Regions from separate parts of the Homo sapiens genome. Here region 1 is linked to region 2. A link is an interaction called in ENCODE POLR2A ChIA-PET data of the cell type or tissue named here. Cell type or tissue: OCI-LY7. All regions are shown on one strand. Each heading gives the region's core, and the rest is flanking DNA. Links, peaks and the distances in the headings are about the cores only.

Region 1 (2,500 bases), core at 1-2,500, 360 kb after region 2:
CAAACCACGCAAAAGAAAATTGATTTTTCTTTGGCCCTAAAGAACATTAGAAGGACAGGCAAAAGCTGAATAAGATTTGCAGTTTATAGTACAGAGTCAGTGTGAACTTCTGATTTGTATAACTGTATATGGTTATCCAAGAGAAGTTTTCTGAACTTAGGAATAAAGGAGCATCATGTCTATAATTTAATCTTAATAATTCAAAGAAAAACTCCAATTCTGAGCATGGTTGCCCTACAAACTTCTCATTGCATTTAGAAATACTCTACTTATCTTGCTTGACCATGAATAATGCACTTCACTAAATACTAATTTGAAGTTCCACACTCAAACATATAATTAAATGAATAGTGAGCTAATCACAGAGTTATCTCACTATTCACTTCAAACATCAGGATGATTCCTAAGCTTCCTGTATGACTTTAGTAGACTGATAGGTAACTCTGTGGGGTGATTTTTAAATGAATGGTGAGGTAACTCTGTGATTAGTTCACTATTTCTTCCTTCTTTTACATATATATGTAGAAGTCTTAAGCTGATCTACAGCTTAGATCAGTCTTAAGTTGATCTACGGCTACACTACATGCATCTGTACACTGAATAAAACAGGTGCAATTTTGATGCCAGCTTATTTTCACTACTGAAGCTTAGGCCAGAATGACAATATGAAATAGCCTAATTGTAAGAACATAGGAATTTGAGGCACTTTTCACTTCTAAACCATTTTGAAACCCTTTATAGGCAAATTTTTAAAGATCCTCTATATTTATTATTTTATGCTGCACAGAAGATAGTTTCATATAAAAGTACCTATATAATAGAACATTGTTACAGAAGCAGAACTTTACCTCATCATAATTGTTTTCTTAAAGGACTATTCTCATATGATGCCACAAAACAAAACAAATACAATGAAAGCAAAAAGACAGCAAAATCAAAGAGCTCTCAATTTATAGCATTCAAATTCTTTAACAAGTGAAAGACCCTCAACTTCACGAAAATCAGAAGAGCAAATTAAAACCACTATCATATATTTCCCATCACCCATTATACAGATACAAATTTTTAAGTCTTATATTAGATATGTATACAATTCTTCACAACTTTTTTCATTATAGCTAACAACTGGAAATAAAAATGCTAGTCAACATTAAGACTAATACACACAATAAGGTATAGTTAAATATACAGCAAGTATGCTAGAGCTATACAAATGAGACCACCACAGGCTTAGGCATCAACAAAGATTAATTTCAAAATACAGGTTCAGCAAAAGCACCAAACAGTAGAATATAAACTGATATTTACATAAATGTCACAAGTATAACGATTCAAACAGAACTGTTTTAGGGTATTAATATTAAGTGGATTTAATTTTTTAAAGTATTATATTCACTTGTATTATTTCACATTTTGAAAGTCAAAACTGAAAAGTATATGAAAACATGCTTTTTGCTCAATTAACAACAAAGAAATTTTATTTCTGATATACTAGGATAAAACAGCTCAATTTCCCAAAGAAAAGACTCTAATAAGGACGTGCTCACTTTGAATAATGTCTAAAACACAAATAAATTATTTTAAATTAGATGAACAGGATATGATTTATATCACAGGCTTTTAGGAATTACGATATTCCAACCATGTGATGTCTTTAATTCTGATACTCATTATATGTCACAGCAAACTGAGAAGACATGATACTTTCTAAAGTAGTCAAATGCTCCAATTTAAGAACAAAAAATGAGTTTCAGTTTAAATTGGAGAAACATGGGATTAATGTGATTTCAAAATCATAACCATGGTACTTAAAAATGAAAACAGACTAAAAATTCTGTATGTTTGATTACAATTCTGCATAAGTGTATACATACAAACGTATACATGCACTTCTTCTACTGATTCTGGTTGTGTTTTTCAAGGAATTTATCCATTATATCTAAGTATCAAATATGTTGGCATAAAGTTGGTTATAATAGTACCTTATTTTATTCTATAGAAATTATAATAATGTGCTTGCTATCATTTGTGGATGTCCAATTTGTGTGGTTTTCCCTTTTTCTTGAAAATTTTTCATAGTTTATCAATTTTACTAGAAGTCTCAAAAGACAAAATGTACGACTTTCTTGTTTCTCTTTGATTTTTTTGTTTTATATTTAATTGATTCTGGCTCTTACTGTAGTAATTCCTTGCTTCTGATTTTTGGTTAATTGTACTCCTGTTTTTCTAGTTTCTTGAGGTGGCAGTGTACACCACTGATAAATCTCCTCTTTTAATTATATGCATTTAAAGCTATAAAATCTCTCTATAGACTGCTGTAGCTATATCCCATGTCATGTTGGCATTATCGTTTTGAAATATCTTGTAGTATCTATTGTGATTTCTTCTTTCATCCATGTGTTACTAAAAACTATACTGCTTAGGTTACACATATTTGAGGTTTTCTAGATCTTACCGCTATTGGTTTCCAATTTAATTCTGATGTGGTCACAGAACATAC
Region 2 (16,564 bases), core at 7,167-9,666:
TGAACCTGGGTGGCAGAGATTGCAATGAGCCAAGATGGCACCATTGCACTCCAGCCTGGGCAACAAGAGTGAAACTCTGTCTCAAAAAATATAAATAAAATAAAACAAAATGGTGAGGAAAAACCTCTCTGAGGAGGTGACATTTGTGCCAAAACCTACATGCAACAAGGGTGGGGCTATGTAACACTTTGGGTCAGAGATATCAACAGGTGCAAAGGCCCTGAGACTGGAAAGAGTTTGACTTGTTCCCAGAACCGAAAGGAACCAGGATCAGAGATGTGGTGAGCAAGAAAGGGGGAAAGTGAGATTATGAGATAAGGTTGAAGAGAGACACAGGAAGCAGGGAATAAGATGTTGCCATCCTAAGGAATTTAGGATGTCTTGTAAGAGATGTGGGAAGCCATCCAAAGTTTTGAGAAGAAAAGTCAGATGATCTGATGGATGCGTTTTGATGATCATTCCAGCTGCTCTGTGATCAAGGATCAGTGAGGGACCAGAGGGGAAGCAGGAAGCATATTTTGGAGGCTACTGTAGTTTCCAGATGAGAGATGGCAGTGCAGGCAATCTCCAACTTACAATAGGTCGACTTGCAATTTTTCAACTCTATGGTGGTGCAAAAGCAATACATATTCAGTAGAAACCGTACTTCAAGTACCCATACAACCATTCTGTTTTTCACTTTCAGTACAGTATTCAATAAATTACATGAGATATTTGACACCTTATTATAAAATAGGCTTTGTATTAGATGACTTTGCCCAACTATAGATTAATGTAAGGTGGGCTAAGCTAACCTATGATGTTCAGTAGGTTAGAGGTATCGAAAGCATTTTCAACTTAAGATATTTTCAATTTGTGATGGGTGTATCAGGAGAAAACACCATCATAAACCGAGGAGCATCTGTACTGAAAATTAAGGGCGTAGAGTTGAGTTACAGAGTTAATTGAAAATGCTTTTGAGATACCAGAGAAAGAATTTACTGATGAGTTGAATATGGAGTTTGAGAGATTAGAAGAAAAATGACTCAAGGATCCAAAAATGGACTTGGATGACAGGCACTGAATGGCCACACCTGAGAGGACACTGCAAAAGGGAACCTGGGACTAGGCTGACAGAATGGGCTGGAAAAACTAAGGTTGCATTTGATTCAGTGATGACAAAAGAACTCCTGAAAATATGTGTCAAGCACCTACTTGGTGCTGCAGATCTACAAAACCTCCAAAGAACTGGCCTTTGATTTGACACAATTCTTTTTTTTTTTTTTTTTTTTTTTTTGAGACAGAGTCTCACTCTGTTGCCCAGGCTGGAGTGCAGTGGCACGATCTCGGCTCACTGCAACCTCCGCCTCCCACGTTCAAACAATTCTCCTGGCCAGGCACAGTGGCTCACGCCTGTAATCCCAGTACTTTGGAAGGCTGAGGTGGGTGGATCACGAGGTCAGGAGATCGAGACCATCCTGGCTAACACAATGAAACCCCGTCTCTACTAAAAATACAAAAAATTAGCCAGGCGTGGTGGCGGGTGCCTGTAGTCCTAGCTACTTGGGAGGCTGAGGCAGGAGAATGGTGTGAACCTGGGAGGTGGAGCTTGCAGTGAGCCGAGATCACGCCACTGCACTCCAGCCTGGGTGACAGAGTGAGACTCCGTTCAAAAAAAAAAAAAAATTATCCTGCCTCAGCCTCCCAAGTAATTGGGATTATAGGCATGTGCCACCATGCCCAGCTGATTTTTGTATTTGTAGTAGAGACGGGGGTCTCACCATAACATGTTGACCAGCCTGGTCTTGAACTCCTGACCTCAGGTGATCTGCCTGCCTCGGCCTCCGAAAGTGCTGGGATTACAGGCATGAGCCACCATGCCTGGCCAATTTGGCACAATTCTTAAACTGCAAGTGGTTATAGAAACTTACAGTGCTCCCAGTGGCAAAGTTGTATATATACTTTACTATATATAAATAAAGATAGATAGATGATAGATAGATAGATAGATAGATAGATAGATAGATAGATAGATAGATGATAGACAGATCACACACACACACACACACACACACACACACATACACACAGCTTATAAAATTGTGGACCTTTTCTCATTACTTAAAATATAGAAGGCACCCATGATTCCAATGCACATAATACACATTAATACCCAACAGACACAAATACCACACATTTTACTCAAGACAGCACAACATTCTCATCTCGTTATATTATCAGAAGAAAACTATCCCTTAAAAGACAAGTTTTTGAAATTCAATGACCTTAAGACGTTTCCATGTCAGAATGGATTTCAAAAATGAATCTCTACCACTCCCAATAATATCACTTTCCATTATGAAGAAATTCCTGCCCTCAAGTATCATAAATATTGAGTCCTAATAGCAGAACACATGAGGATTTAACCATGGCAAGAATTTTTGTTAGAATATATTGATCTTAAACAGATAACCAGGCCCAAACCACAGACAACTGTTAAGTCTAACTCTGTTGCGTTGTCAGCCACTGTATCCTATGTGATACTGGCAATAATTAAACATAGGATTTAAACTCCAAATCACAAACAGCTTACACTCAGCTGCACCACTCAAGCTATAACTAGGCCACACAAAATATCACTGACTCAATTAAGTGTACGTGGGAAGCTCACCCTGGGTCCTTTTCTCAACATTAAATTGATTTTACATTTAATTTTCTTTGTGGTAAGAAAAAAAAGAGGAGCAAGAAATAAGCAGCAATGTTGGCCGGCAGGTGTGGTTTTGCATATTTCTTATTCAGAGACCTAGCCTGCGGTTTCAGTTCTGATGGAGTGTTTTGTCTAACTGTCTGGGCTGCAACGTGTGTCGTCCCACAATTTGTCACACCATAAGAGTTGCATATTTGGGGACAGAGATAGCACATAACATATGGCAAAATGTACTAACCTTGCCAATCAAGATCTTTGGCCGCGGGTAATTTCTTAAACTGAATGTCATGAACTCATCAGAATTCTGGTGCCCATTGAGGAATGGGTGAAAACCTCTACCAGCCAGAGTCAGCCTGGAAGACACGCTTGTTAAAACCCACAAAATGTAAATGGCTAAAGAGTTTTCATACGGTAGTAACTTTTTGAATGATTCTTTGGAGAAAACAATGTCTGGAAAAGAAAGATTTTACTACCAGATGCAGGTTGCAGCGGAAAAAAACCTTAATGGTGTTAGGATGTCTTAAAAAATATCTACTACTGATTTTTTTCCCATTCAACATTTGTTTTATGCAGTTGTGCTGGTGAAATGTCTTTAGAGAAAATTGCACAGTTTACAGGATAATGGAGTCAGCCAGTTGAACCAAGCCTTGCAGACAATGCAGGGTCGATTGATTAAGCATGCTCTCATCAGAATGATTCCATGCGGTCAGGAGTAGGCATCTGGGAAGCTTCTCTTTTTAAAAATCATACTACTGGCATTCTGCTTATTTTTATCCACAAGAGAAAAGTAATTATGAGCTTTTGAGTAAACAGGAGAGAGAAGCCACACAAAAATATGGGCCTGCCAACGCGGAGAAGCAATGGAGAAGAGACTTGCGGGAGATTAATGTTGGGGACAGAAAGGGAAGGCTAGAAATGTTGAAGGGCAAGTCAGAAAACCTTCCAAAATAATTTTTAAAAAGATATTCAGGCCAGGCGCAGTGGCTCACACCTATAATCCCATCACTTTGGGAGGGTGAGGTGGGCGGATCACTTGAAGTCAGGAGTTTGAGACCAGCCTGGCCAACATGGTGAACTCCTGTCTCCACTAAAAATACAAAAATTAGCCGGGAGTGGTGGTGGGTGCCTTTAATCCCAGCTTCTTGGGAGTCTGAGGTAGGAGAATCGCTTAAACCTAAGAGGCAGAGGCTGCAGTAAGCAGAGATAGTGCCACTGCGCTCCAGTCTGGGTGACAGAGCAAGACTGTGTCTCAAAAAAAAAAAAAAAAAGATATTCAGAGTATCGTAAAGGGGAGGATGGAAGAAAAACCACCTGGGCCCCTCTGGGAGCTCTTTCTTCCTGAGTCATAAAACCCTTCTGGTTTTCCCTTCTCTGGAACCACTGTCCACAATCTAGAAACAATGTGTTCTTATTTCCAGTTTTGGAAAAATAACCATGAAAATAATGTTAGGGTAGTTTTAATACAAAAGAGAGGAAATTTTCATTGCAGCAAATTAATCTGGATATTGGAGAAGTGGCCGAATGCTAAGATAGTGGGGAAACAGCAGTGACAATTGTGTCCCCAAAAGTACTACTCCTTGTTTTTGGTCCCAGCCGCCTGCACATGTGCTTTGGTCTTACATAGGAATGGTTAAGAATGGGTTTGCTTTAGAGTTCATTCAATGGAACAAATATCTATTGCATATTTACTATGGCCTTCCTGCAGATTTAGGGATGTGGCATGGACAGATTTTCTAAGGCAGCGCCAGGACTTTGATCTTCCAGGGGCCCTGGCATCTGTTCTTGTCATCTGCACATTCATACGCATGTAGCAAGGCAAACAGCAAGACCAAGGAACAGCAATCTGAATCCCCAATGAGTTGTATGGTTTGCCTAAGCTAACAGAGTTGAGATTTCCGCTTATTGCAATGATAGCATCTCGCTAACGCAAGCCAAGAGGCAATCAACTCATTTGGATTATAAAATATTCTATATGCTTCTAAACAGAGAATACTGTTTTAGAGATGAATCCTAAATTTCCTAGGCTTGCTGGACTTTGTTTGCAGTATTATGGGCCAAATTGTGATGGTTCTCAGCCCCTGCATGGAACGTTCACCAGCATCTCCTCAAAGGTTCTCCCCAGTTAACAAAAGGGTGCCAGGGTAGTTGCAGCTTCTGGTGCTCAGGAACAAGCCCACCCTTCCTCTCCTGCTCAAGTTTCGTGCCACCATGAGGTGCTGGCGGCCACTGTGAGAGCCTTGCCCTGCAATGCCTGGCTTTCCTCTGTAGCAGCATCTCTGAGATTTCAGAATGCCAGCGCTACAGGGAGGCTAGCATGGCCCACATGCCAAATCTTGCACGCTGGGCTAAGAAGCCACTTGCTCAACCCCAAGCCTCCAAGATGTTTCACGAACACAGATCCTGTGGCTTTTGTCCTAAGCTATTTCGTGGGGGGGGCATGTGCTTTCCAGCTTGCCAGCCTGCCCAATCCACTCTGTTTCATTCCTCTCTGGCCCCCATAGGCCATTCATTTGTGAGCCCTCCATTCAACCAGTGGATTGGCTGCTGGTGAAACTGCAAGTACTGTAGCAAGTTATGGAGAAGGGGAATGGTTTGGGGGAGGTAGGGGATGTCTACTACCCCCTAAGGTCCCACTCTGGGAAGTCATCTTCACCATGGAAACATTCCCCTCCCAGACTCTGGAAAGACCGATGGTTCACTCTGGGTAAGAGTCACGGGGTTAAAGATGATGTCCATCTAGATGGGAAGGGGATGTAGGTTGGGAGACCATGGTTCTGTGTCTGTCTCTGTCATTCACTGGCTGTCTTACCTGTAGTGGTCACCCCACCTCTCTAGGCCTTGTCAATAGAATCAGGGTCTCACCCAGCAGGTGTCTGAGTTCTTTTTGAGCTCTCAATGTTCTAAGGATGTGATACTGTGATACAAAATGGAGTCAGTTTTCTATCTTTTGATGAGAAAGCTTTATACTTGTCAATAAAGGAATCATTATTATCTAAGTCAGGAAAGTTTTTACAGCATTTAAAATATATACAAAAACCCAAGAGAAGTGAAAACATGACCACAGACCACACAAAAATTTGTTTATGAAGGCTTATATCAGCATTCTTCATAAGAGCCCAAAATGTGGAAATAACCCAAAAATGTCTATCAATTGATGAATGGATGAACAAAATGTGGTATAATCATACAATGAAATATATATATATATATATATATATATATATATATATATATATATATATATTTTTTTTTTTTTCCTTTAAGTTAGACTTGCTTTAGACAATGTAGTATTATTTGGCAATAAAAGGGAATAAAGGATTGGTACATAACTACAACATGTGTGAACCTTGAAAACAGTATGCTAAGGAAAGAAGCCAGACATACACACAAACACACTCGCACACACACACACAAGGCCACATACTGTATGATTCTATTTATATGAAATGTCCAGAATTGGCAAATCCATAGAGACAGAAAATAGATTCGTGGTTGCCAAGGGCTGTGGGGAGCGGTGAATAGGGAGTGGGTGCTAATGTGTAAGAAGTTTTCTGGGCTGGGTGCAGAGGCGCACGTCTGTAATCCCAGCACTTTGGGAGGATGAGACAGGTGGGCCTGGGCAAGATGGGGAAACTCTGTCTCTATAAAAAATACTAAAATTAGCTGTATGTGGTGGTGCACGCTGATAATCCCAGCTATTGGTGGGGGAAGCGGGCTCTGCGAGGGAGGTGGAAGGATAGCTTCAGTCCGGGAGGCCAAGGCTGCAACAAGCCAAGACCATGCCACTGCACTGCAGCCTGGGTGACAGAGAGAGATCCGGATCCTGTCTCAAAAAAAAAAAAAGTTTTCTTTTATTTAATTGTCTAGTATGAATATGTCACATTGTGTTTATCAATCATCAGTTGATGGACAATTGGGTTGTTTTTGCTTTTGGGTTATTATTAATAATGCCGCTATGACCATTCATGTATGTTTTTGTATAAACATATGCCTTCAATTCTCCTGGGTATATACCTAGGAGTGGAGCTGGGTCATATGGTAACTTTGTGTTTAACTTGTAGAGGTACTGGAAACTGTTTTCCAAAGTGGCTGCACAATTTTATATTCCCTCTAACAATGTATGAAGGTTCCAGTCTCCACAGCCATGCCAACGCTTGTTATTTTCCATTTAAAAGAAATTTATTATAGCATCCTAGTGAGTGTGAAGTGGTATCTAATGTGGTTTTGATTTTTACTTCCCTGACGGCTAATTATGTAGAGCATCTTTTCATGTGTGTATTGGCCATTCGTATATTAGAGAAGTGTCTATTCACATGTTTTGACCACTTTTAAGTTGAGCTATTTGTCTCTTTATTGTTGAATAGTAAGAGTCCTTCATATATTTTAGATACTAGACCCTTACCCAATATAAGATTTGCATATATTTTCTCCCATTCTGTAGGTTGTTTTTTTACTTTCTTGATAGTCTCTTTTGACACACAAAAATGTTTAATTTTGATGAAATCTGATTTTTCTCTCTTTTTTTAGTTGCTTGTGCTTTCAACATCATAACTAAAAAACCATTGCCAGCCAGGTGCAGTCGCTCACGCCTGTAATCCCAGCACTTTGGGAGGCTGAGGCAGGCAGATTACTTGAGGTCAGGAGCTCAAGACCAGCATGTCCAACATGGTGAAACTCCATCTTGACTAAAAATAAAAAAATTGGCTGGGTGTGGTGGCCCACACCTGTGGTCCCAGCCACTCAGGAGACTGAGGCAGGAAAATCGCTTGAACCCGGGAGGCAGAGGTTGCAGGGAGCCCACATCACACCACTGCACTCCAGCCTGGGTGACAGAGCAAGATTCTGTCTCAAAACAAAAACAAAAACAAAATTGCTAAATCCAAGGTCGCAAAGATATATACCTGTTTGCTTCTAAGGGTTTTACACTTTTAGCTTTTACACTTGGGTCTTTTGATCCATTCTAATTCTTGTATATGGTGTGAGGTAGGGTTCCAGATTCATTTGTTTGCCTGTGGATAAGCAGTTGTACCAGCACCAATTGTTGAAAAGAAACATTCTTAACCTATTGAATGGGCTTGATATTCTAGTTGAAAATCAATTACCATAGATGTATGGGTTTATTTTTGGAATCTCAATTCTGCTCCATTAGTCTCTATGCCTAGTCTCTGCCAGCACTACACTGCCTTGTTTACTTAAGCTTTGTAGTAAGTTTTGAAATCAGGAAGTATGAATCTTCAATTTTGTTCATTTTCAAGATTGTTTTGGTTATTCTGGGTTAAAAACTTATAATACACCTTCCATCCACTTTGAGAAACTGTGTTCTCTCTCTGAGATGCCCTATAAAGAAGTAAAGAGACCAAACAATAATGACATTATTCCAGACTATTCTGTACTTTACCTGTATACCCTTGCTTCTCTGACTTGGGTAAACTGCTCAGTCTGAAAGTACAAAAGAATATCTCTTTCTCTCTCTCTCTCTCTCTCTCTCTCTCTCTTTCTTTCTCCCTCTCCCTCTCCATTTCACTACATATCCCCATGGACTCGTACAATATTTCCCCATCTGTAAAACCCAGAACCCATGTCCATATAAACACGGTAAAAGGCACCTATGTTCCCTTTCTGCCAATGTCATGCTTCCTGTACACATTCTATGATAATTCTAAAAAGGCTAGAATCCCTTCGAGTCTTGTATTTCTCATAAAGAACAAGTTTAGGCCTTGGGCCAACTATTTCCACTTGGGTTTAATGCCTATGAGAAGTTTAACTCTTTCTAGAGAATCAAAATAGCACACAGCGGTTTCAAAGTGAAAATAAGAAAATCAGGTGCTAATTTGAGAGTCAGAGGTGATGTACATTTCTGAAAATAAATTAGTTGTTTCTTTATCCACATTTGAAATCAAATGGAAATAAAGGACTTAAACTATCTGTTCTTCACAGATAAAATGCTGTATGGTCATGACCCTGGGAATAATCCTATGTTTGACTTGGGTGCTTTGCAGAATCTAAAAAATAGAAATGTATGGTTCTGTCTGTGAGTTGATCCTGGAGTCAGTACCTCAGCCCTTTTTGTTCTGATCAATACATGTCATTAAACTGGATATAACAAGGGTTTTCAAAAATGTTACAGGAAAGCCTAAGGCAGCATGAACAATCTGGCACTATCAGGGCCACAAGAAGCACCCAGCTGCTCTCTCAAAGTTTAACAGCTATACTGGGGGCAATCAATTTGGTTCTAAGGGCCTTTTCTGCTTTAATTGGCTTTCCTAGAACGTGCCTGAAGGTCCCTGTAACAGCAGCCACACAAGAGAAAAGCATGAGCCCAGGCGAACCTGCTGCTTCAACTGCTCCCTCAATCCCGCCCTCTTCAATTGAGGAGCTGCCCTCCACTAAAGGAAGACATCAAGTCCTGGAGGCAAGGAAGGCCTGTATTTAAAGAGGCACTGACTTTAGGCAGCTGTGACTCCTCTATCCCTTTATCCTCTATAACAGAAACAACTCTCAAGAAATTCTCCGAAATGAAAATAACCTCAGCTGAGGAACTTCAATTTGGAGAGACTGGATGTGTTCAGTTTAGGACAGAAAATGTTATGAGATACCACAGATCTATGAACCCACAACTGGCTTGCATGGGATAAAAAGTAGCACGCTTTAACTTCTAAATATATTCTTCAAATACCAGGCCAAGTTCAAACAGAAACTAACATGAGATGGGGAATTTAATATTATTACCTAATCCTGGAAAGTAAAATGAAACAGACAACAATATTACAGTTGCAACCCTAGCTGTAAGGTTAGGACCGATTTAGAGGGAAAAAATGTATATTTTTAGATTCTATTTCACAGGATATCCAATAATATGGCAAACATTGGGATCAGATTTGATGACAAATAATGCTGGCCATGAGAAGCAGCAGGTGGCATGATTCTAAACATGTTTTGGGTGTGTCTCATTATTAAAATATTCTAGAATAGCAAAGAGAGTTCAATGGAGGTGTCAGCCCTGTGCTGGTTCCCAGTAGCTATGGAAGTCCTTGAGTTTGCTGTTCTGTGTCCATTTAAACCTTTCAGCCTAAGTTTCTTTCTTTTTTTCTTTTTTTTTCCGAGACAGAGTCTTGCTCTGTCACCCAAGCTGGGGTGCAGTGGTGCGATTTCTGCTCACTGCAACCTCTGCCTACCGGGTTCAAGCAATTATCCTGCCTCAGCATCTTAAGTAGCTAGGATTACAGGTGCATGCCACCACGCCCGGATAATTTTTTGTTGTTGTTGTTGAGACAGAGTTTTGCTCTTGTTGCCCAGGCCGGAGTGCAATGGTGAAATCTCGGCTCACCGCAACCTCTGCCTCCCGGGCTCAAGCAATTCTCCTGCCTCAGCCTCCCAAGTAGCCGGGATTACAGGTGTGTGCCATCATGCCTGGCTAATTTTTTTTTTTTTTTTTTTTGTATTTTTAGTAGAGACGGGGCTTCTCCATGTTGGTCAGGCTGGTCTTGAACTCCTGACCTCAGGGGATCCACCTGCCTCGGCCTCCCAAAGCGCTGGCATTACAGGCGTGAGCCACCGAGCCCGGCCAATTTTTGTATTTTTAGTAGAGACAGGGTTTCACCATGTTGGCCAGACCAGGCTGGTCTCGAACTCCTGACCTTGTGATCCACTCATCTCAGCCTCCCAAAGTGCTGGGATTACAGGCGTGAGCCACCGTGCCCCGCCGCAAGTTTCTTTCGAAGATTCCCTTTCTTCCTCCCCACTTTGACCATCCCACAATGCCTCCTGAGGTGTGTGAGTGGATCTCCCTCAGAGACGGCAACCCTGTCAGCCTTTCGTCCTCTTCCCTCCTCGACTTCAGCCTGGGCTTTCCCAGAGAAATTTTTCCTCAGGAGTTTGCCTTTCTCTATCCCGTTGAAAATCACACTCCTGGAGAGAAGATCAGAGGAGCATGACCCTGTAAAAATCAGTCTGCTTGGGAATTACTTTTGACTCTGGGCAGGGATCACGACAGGGTCCAAAATAGCAGCTTATTCCTCTCTCCGGGGAAAACATAAGCCTGAATTGGTCTGACACCACACAAAGGGTTTAACTCAAACATAAACCAAGAGCAGCCTAACAACCACAGATTTGTGATAATGTTACAAAGAGAACGTTCTAGAACCTCTCTCCAAACCACTGACACTTTGTGATGGGACTTATAAGGCTTAAACACAGGTCTGTTAAAACACACAGATTTTAAGGTTAAACAAGCAAACAATGGAAGTGGAATCTGAATTGAATTTTTAAAAAAACACACAAGGAAGGCTTAGAGCTGTGCTCATTAACCAGCACCACTGTGGCCACTAGCCATATGTGGTTGTTGCACACTTAAAATGTAGCCCGTGTGACTGAGGAACTGAGTTTTAAATGTTACTTAATGTCAATTAATTTAAATGTAAATTTAAAAATGGAAGCAGTGTAAAATATTTTTCTGGTAGACACAACTTTATTGCTCTGGTGGGACTTGATTTTAACTGTTGTATCAGGTAAGATATTAGTGTTGCAGCGTACATGTTATTAGCACATGTGTTATTTCTGGTATTCATTATTAACTTTGAAAATATTGATTACATGTTAAAATGTAATATTTTGCATATATTGGGTTAGGTAAAGCATATTGTTAAAATTAATTTCACCTGTTTATTTTTCTTTTTTGACATGGGATCTTACTATGTTGCTCAATCTGAAATCAAACTCCTGGGCTCAAGCAATTCTCCTGCCTTAGCCTCCCTAGTAGCTGAGACTATAGGTAAACTTTGGAATATGACAAATCTAAATTCAAATCCTGATCCCAAGCATTACTAGCTGTGTGACCTAGAACAAGTTTCTTAACACCTCTGAGCTTCAGTTTCCTCATCTCTAGAATGGGGTGATAACTGTACTGTCCTCACAGAGACATTGGGAGGATAATAAGAGAAAGCTGTGAAAAGGTGATCAATATATTTCAGCTAATAAGCTCCCAAGCCTCCTTCTTCCTGGCCTTGTATCATGTCTGTGGTTTTATGATAATGTCAAGGCTTCTTCTGGTCTCTGTGTTAGTGTAGCGCTACGAACCTGGCCTCTGAAGTCACAGTACCACGATTCAAATTCCAGTTTTACCTCTTGTTAGCTGTGCAATCGAAGACAAGTTGTTTAACCTTTGAAGCCACTGTTTTCTCATCTGTTGAGAGAGAGACAGAGACAGAGAAAATGAAAAGACTCTCTTTCCCAGGATGCTTGTGGGGATGATGGGACAGATTCAGAGGCTGAGTTTATGAACTCTTTCAGGGGCTGTTAGCCTGCATATAAATGCAGGTAAAAACTAAGAAAGATGGTTAATAAAATTGCAACAAAATCATGATCTTTTTCAGCCTCTTTCCCTACCTCTACCCTACCCCACCCTGAGGAAATCTGCTGGGACCCCAAAGCCCTCACACCTTTTGTGAATGCCCAAAGGCGTCTCATGGGCCCCTCCCAGCTGCCTCCAGAGAATCCTCTCCTTGTCACTGGAAGTTCTGCTTAGGTCTCCCCGGCTGCACTATTCCCTGGTCCACTCTGATGGCCCTGTGGGGCTTGCTGTGGTGAAGCCAGTCTTTCTCCCATGCCAGTTATGCTGAGCTGGAGGAAATGCCCTCCACATGCCAGCACTGTGGTCTGTAACTTGGCCACAGATTACCTGCTGAGCCTCAATTTTCTCCCCTGTAAAATGGGGCAATAACTGTGTCACCCTCATAGAGACGTTGGGAGGATGAATTAGCTAAAGCTGCAAACACGTGACCACGTGGGCCTGGCCCTTCCAGTCCTTCCGCTGACAGCCTCTTGCTTCACTCTGGTCTCCCACTTTCGAAATCCTCCCCACCCTCGCCCTGCTGAGGACCACAGTCCTGGGGTCAGACTGCTTGGCCATACTCCTCACCAGCTTTGAACGGGGGATTGTAGGGGAGGGGACAATGTCTTGAGCAGCCATCAACTCTGTGTGTCCATCTTCTTATCTCCTGTGAGGTTCTCTGGGCACTGGGCAGAGAGTTCTAGAGAGGGGTTCCAGCCTTACTCAAAGACCCCTCCAGACTGCTACTTCTCCCTCAGCCCTCATCCCCATCTAGCTCCCATGACCTCCCAAGTCCCTCTGCAACTGTTTTCTAATTCATCCTTCTCTTCCCACTGCACTGCCTCAGTTCAGACCCTCAACATCTCTCCCTGGAATGAAGTTCCTCTTGTGACTGGTCCCTGCTTTCAGTTTTGCCCTAATCTGATCCATCCTCCCATCTACCATCCACGCAACTGCGCATCTGCCATTGTTCCCCTGCTTGAAACCCTTCAGTTCCCACCCCACCCCTAAGCTCCTTAACATGGCTTGCAAGCCCCTCTGGGCTCTGCTTGTCACTTCCCTGGCTCTTTCCTCTTTCAGGGAGCTTTGCCTGGAGAGATACGACACACACAGTGAGCTGTTTCCCACCTCCATGCCTCGGCTCACCCTGTCCTGCTGCCTGGAATGCCTGTCCCTTGTCCCTGCTGCCTTTCTTTGCTGGACCTGCTCTAATTCCACTTCGCTTTACAACAAACCTATTTGTGTCTATTTCTTTTTCTTAGCCATGAATTCCCTTAGGTAGAGCATTGCATTCTATTCATATTTATATCTCATAACGCAGTTGCTGCCAGAAGGTAAATGTGTGTTGAATGAATGGGGGGCGGGCGGCACATGATAACTTTAAACGAGCGTGACAGGGTGGGATTTTCCTCCCTTCTCACCCTCCTCTGCCCTGCGTCCCCACCCTTTGCTGGGAAAATATCTTTTGCACAATGAAGCAGAGGCAGCTGTTAGCATAATAACTCATGGATGCACTGCTATGAAAAGTGGTTAATATTTGCAGGATAAATGTGGTTTGGGCTGTGGGGAGTTTCTCTGGGAAGAAACTAAATAATCTACTCCTGCCTCTGACTGAAAGGCATTAGCTGTGAACCCGGGGTCCTGGGAAGAGTGGGTCCAATGGGCAGAGGGGACTGGGGCTGACGGGACACAGAGAGAAGAAAAATTCATTAGCCTCCAGAGTGGGCTCTAATATGGACTGGCAGTGACATGGCAGAAAAGGAAGCAAGTATCTGTCCCTGTCCTCACCCTTAACAAAGTCATCTCACATAAATAAGAGTTCATTTAAAAATAAATAAATAGTAAAACAAAAGGGAGGTGATTGAGAGAAGGGATACCCCAGTCTCCATGATGTGATTATTACACACTGCAGACCTGTATCAAAACATCTCATGTACTCCACAAATATATACACCTACAGGGTACCCACAAGAAACTTAAAAAAAAAATTGGCTGGGTGCAGTGGCTCACACCTGCAATCCCAACACTTGGAGGCAGAGGCGGGAGGATTGCTTGAGCCCAAGAGTTTGAGACCAGCCTGGGCAACATGGTGAAACCCGCCTCTACAGAAAATATAAAAATTAGTCCGGTGTGGTGGTGCACACCTGTAGTCCCAGCTACTCAGGAGGCTGAGGCAGGAGGATTGCTTGAGCCTGGGAGGAAGAGACTACATAAGTCAAGATGGCGCCACTGCACTCCAGCCTGGGCAACAGCACAAGACTTTGTATCAAAAATAATTTTTTAAAATTAAATAATAAATATTCCTCCCAAAAAAACCATAGTTGATATTTGTAGTTTAAAATGACAGAATTGTCTTCTGGAGTTATATAGAAAGTAAAGGTTTTCTTACCATCCATCCATCTAAGAGACTGCATGCAGTTACATTCCTATTGACACCATTAACCTCCAGGTCAAAATTCAGATGCCCAAGTCCCAGTCTCCCCACTTGCAAAAACAGCAAGGCTTATAACTTTACCATAGGTCAACTCAATGAACGAAAGCACCATAGTATAGTGGTGAGGACAACAGAGTAAGAAACAGATTCTAATGTGAACTCTGCCAATAATCTGCAATGTGACCTTTTCCTAAGTTAAAACTTTCCCAGATGTCAGGTTTTTTTATATGTTCAATGGGGCTATTACTACTTGTTATACTGAGTTCAGAGGGATGTTGAAGAGACAAAATGAGGCACTAGATTCAAAAGCCCATCAAAAAGGTTAGATGCTGCGCATATTCAGATACTGTTTTTTTTTGACCCATTGATTAAATAACTAATGTTTGAAAGCTTTATTTGTTCCATGGGCTGTAGAGTAGGTGCCTAACTGACGCAGGTACCTATGTGTTGGTAGAGGGACAAAGGGGAGGTGGCATGGGGGAGAAGCAAGAGGAGGGAATGTGGAAATGAGAAAGATGTGTCCTTTGTCACAGGGGAGATGAAAGCCCATAGAGCAATGTCTCATGCAGAGGGTGTTAAGCACCAAAGAAAACAGGTAAAGTATTTCTAGAGGAGGGATTACTTCTCATCACGGAGATCACTGTCATTCACAACCAGCCACACTAAGCTCCTTGGGGGTTAGTGGAGGCACATGGATTTGGGGAAGTCAGCTCTATTCTCTATAGGTTTTATTCTGATGTACATCAGATCCAAAGTTAGGTTAACTGAGTGAGATGGTATTACAGCTGTTTAGAGAACACTGTAGCCAAAAGGTCTGATTCCATAAGAAATAAACCCACCTGTCAAGGAGAAAGAAAGCAACAGCAAGCTCATCACAGACACACGAGACACCATCCAAGTGACTTTCAGTGATCCTTTTCCAGCCTGAGCTTAAACATACACCTGCATAAAGAGAAAAATGGAGAATGAGTCCAAGGGCTTGGAGCTGAAGGGAACAAAGAAAGGTCATTTGGGAAAAGTGCAGCAGCTGTTTTCAAAACGGCCTGAGCTTTTTCTCTGTACCCAAGGGAATATGGTACTGAAAGCGAGTCTCTTCTTCTCCCATTACTGGGTGTTCACTAAGCCTCAACAGCATCCACAGTCCTTTGGGACTAACCTGGGGCTTATGTGGAGACAAGAAGTAGAAAAGTTTCCCTGTAATCCCACCACAAATACTTCCTCTGACTCCAACGGGCTCTCACAGTAATTTCAGCTACGGGGCTTCTCACCATTTCTTTGTGATCAAGAGCTTAGTCCAGGCTCTGACATTTTGGTCAGGAACACTTGTCCCTTAAATTCCTCCCTGAGTTTTCCTTTGCTCCCTTCCTTTCCTTTCTACCTAGTCTCTGAAGGCTGCATTACAAATGCTCCCTCTTGGGTGTGCTTCGGACTATTTATGAGTCCCACACATCCTTTGATTGTCTGTCAGTCAAGCTATTAACAGGGAGGGACTGATACATTATAAATGTCAACTGTGGGAATAAAGCTGAACACATCTATAGCCCTTCTCGGTGTTCCTTCAGTTATTTTGAGGAAACACTCTTATTCTAAAGTGGTGTGTCAGCTGGGATCTGGCCTCCCCTGTGGCTTTTGAAGCATGCCCTTTGGGTCTGTGTTACTCTCTTCCATTCTCACTTATATTGTCTGTTTCACAATACCTTGTCTCTAGAAGAGTATCTAGAAAACTGGTAGTGGTTGCACACACACCAAAATCCCAGACTTTTAATTCAGATTTTAAAAATATTCTCATTGTTTGCTGTGTATATTAGTTTACTTTACCTGCTGTGACAAATTACCACAAACTTAGTGGCTTCAAATAACACACTTTTATTCTCCAATAGTTCTGGGGGTCAGAATGTAAAATCAGTTACATTAGCCCAAGATCATGGCATCGGTAGGGTTGCACTCCTTCTGGAGGCTTTTGGGGAGAATCCTTTTTCTTATCTTTTGAGCTTCTAGAGATGTACTCTTTGCATTCCTTGGCTTGTGGCCCCTTCCTCCATCTTCAAAGCCAATACCTCAGCCTCTTGCCTTAATGTCCCATTTCTTTATATGGTGTCAAGTCTCCCTCTGCCTC

What was found. Peaks named below come from ENCODE experiments on the same cell type or tissue, not always from the same donor. Only the 100,000 strongest peaks of a DNase experiment are listed, where the experiment ranks them.
Region 1: POLR2A ChIA-PET joins it to region 2 with 5 read pairs; 2 of 35 experiments call an interaction of 5 or more read pairs at or near these places.

The regions. Positions count from the first base shown.
Region 1 is chr2:32,539,476-32,541,975 of GRCh38, reverse strand. The region is part of intron 61 of BIRC6 (baculoviral IAP repeat containing 6); the gene reads right to left. Among named protein-coding and RNA genes, the nearest start is that of MIR558, 8.6 kb to the right of the region's middle. In OCI-LY7, for the core only: no CTCF peak of the experiment used is centred there; no DNase peak of the experiment used is centred there.
Region 2 is chr2:32,897,366-32,913,929 of GRCh38, reverse strand. LOC105374453 (a long non-coding RNA gene) reads left to right here and starts at 10,840. Exons shown (of 3, transcript XR_939938.2): 1 at 10,840-11,193. In OCI-LY7, for the core only: no CTCF peak of the experiment used is centred there; a DNase peak (open chromatin) is centred at 8,349; H3K4me3 peaks cover 1,280 bases; H3K27ac peaks cover 1,106 bases.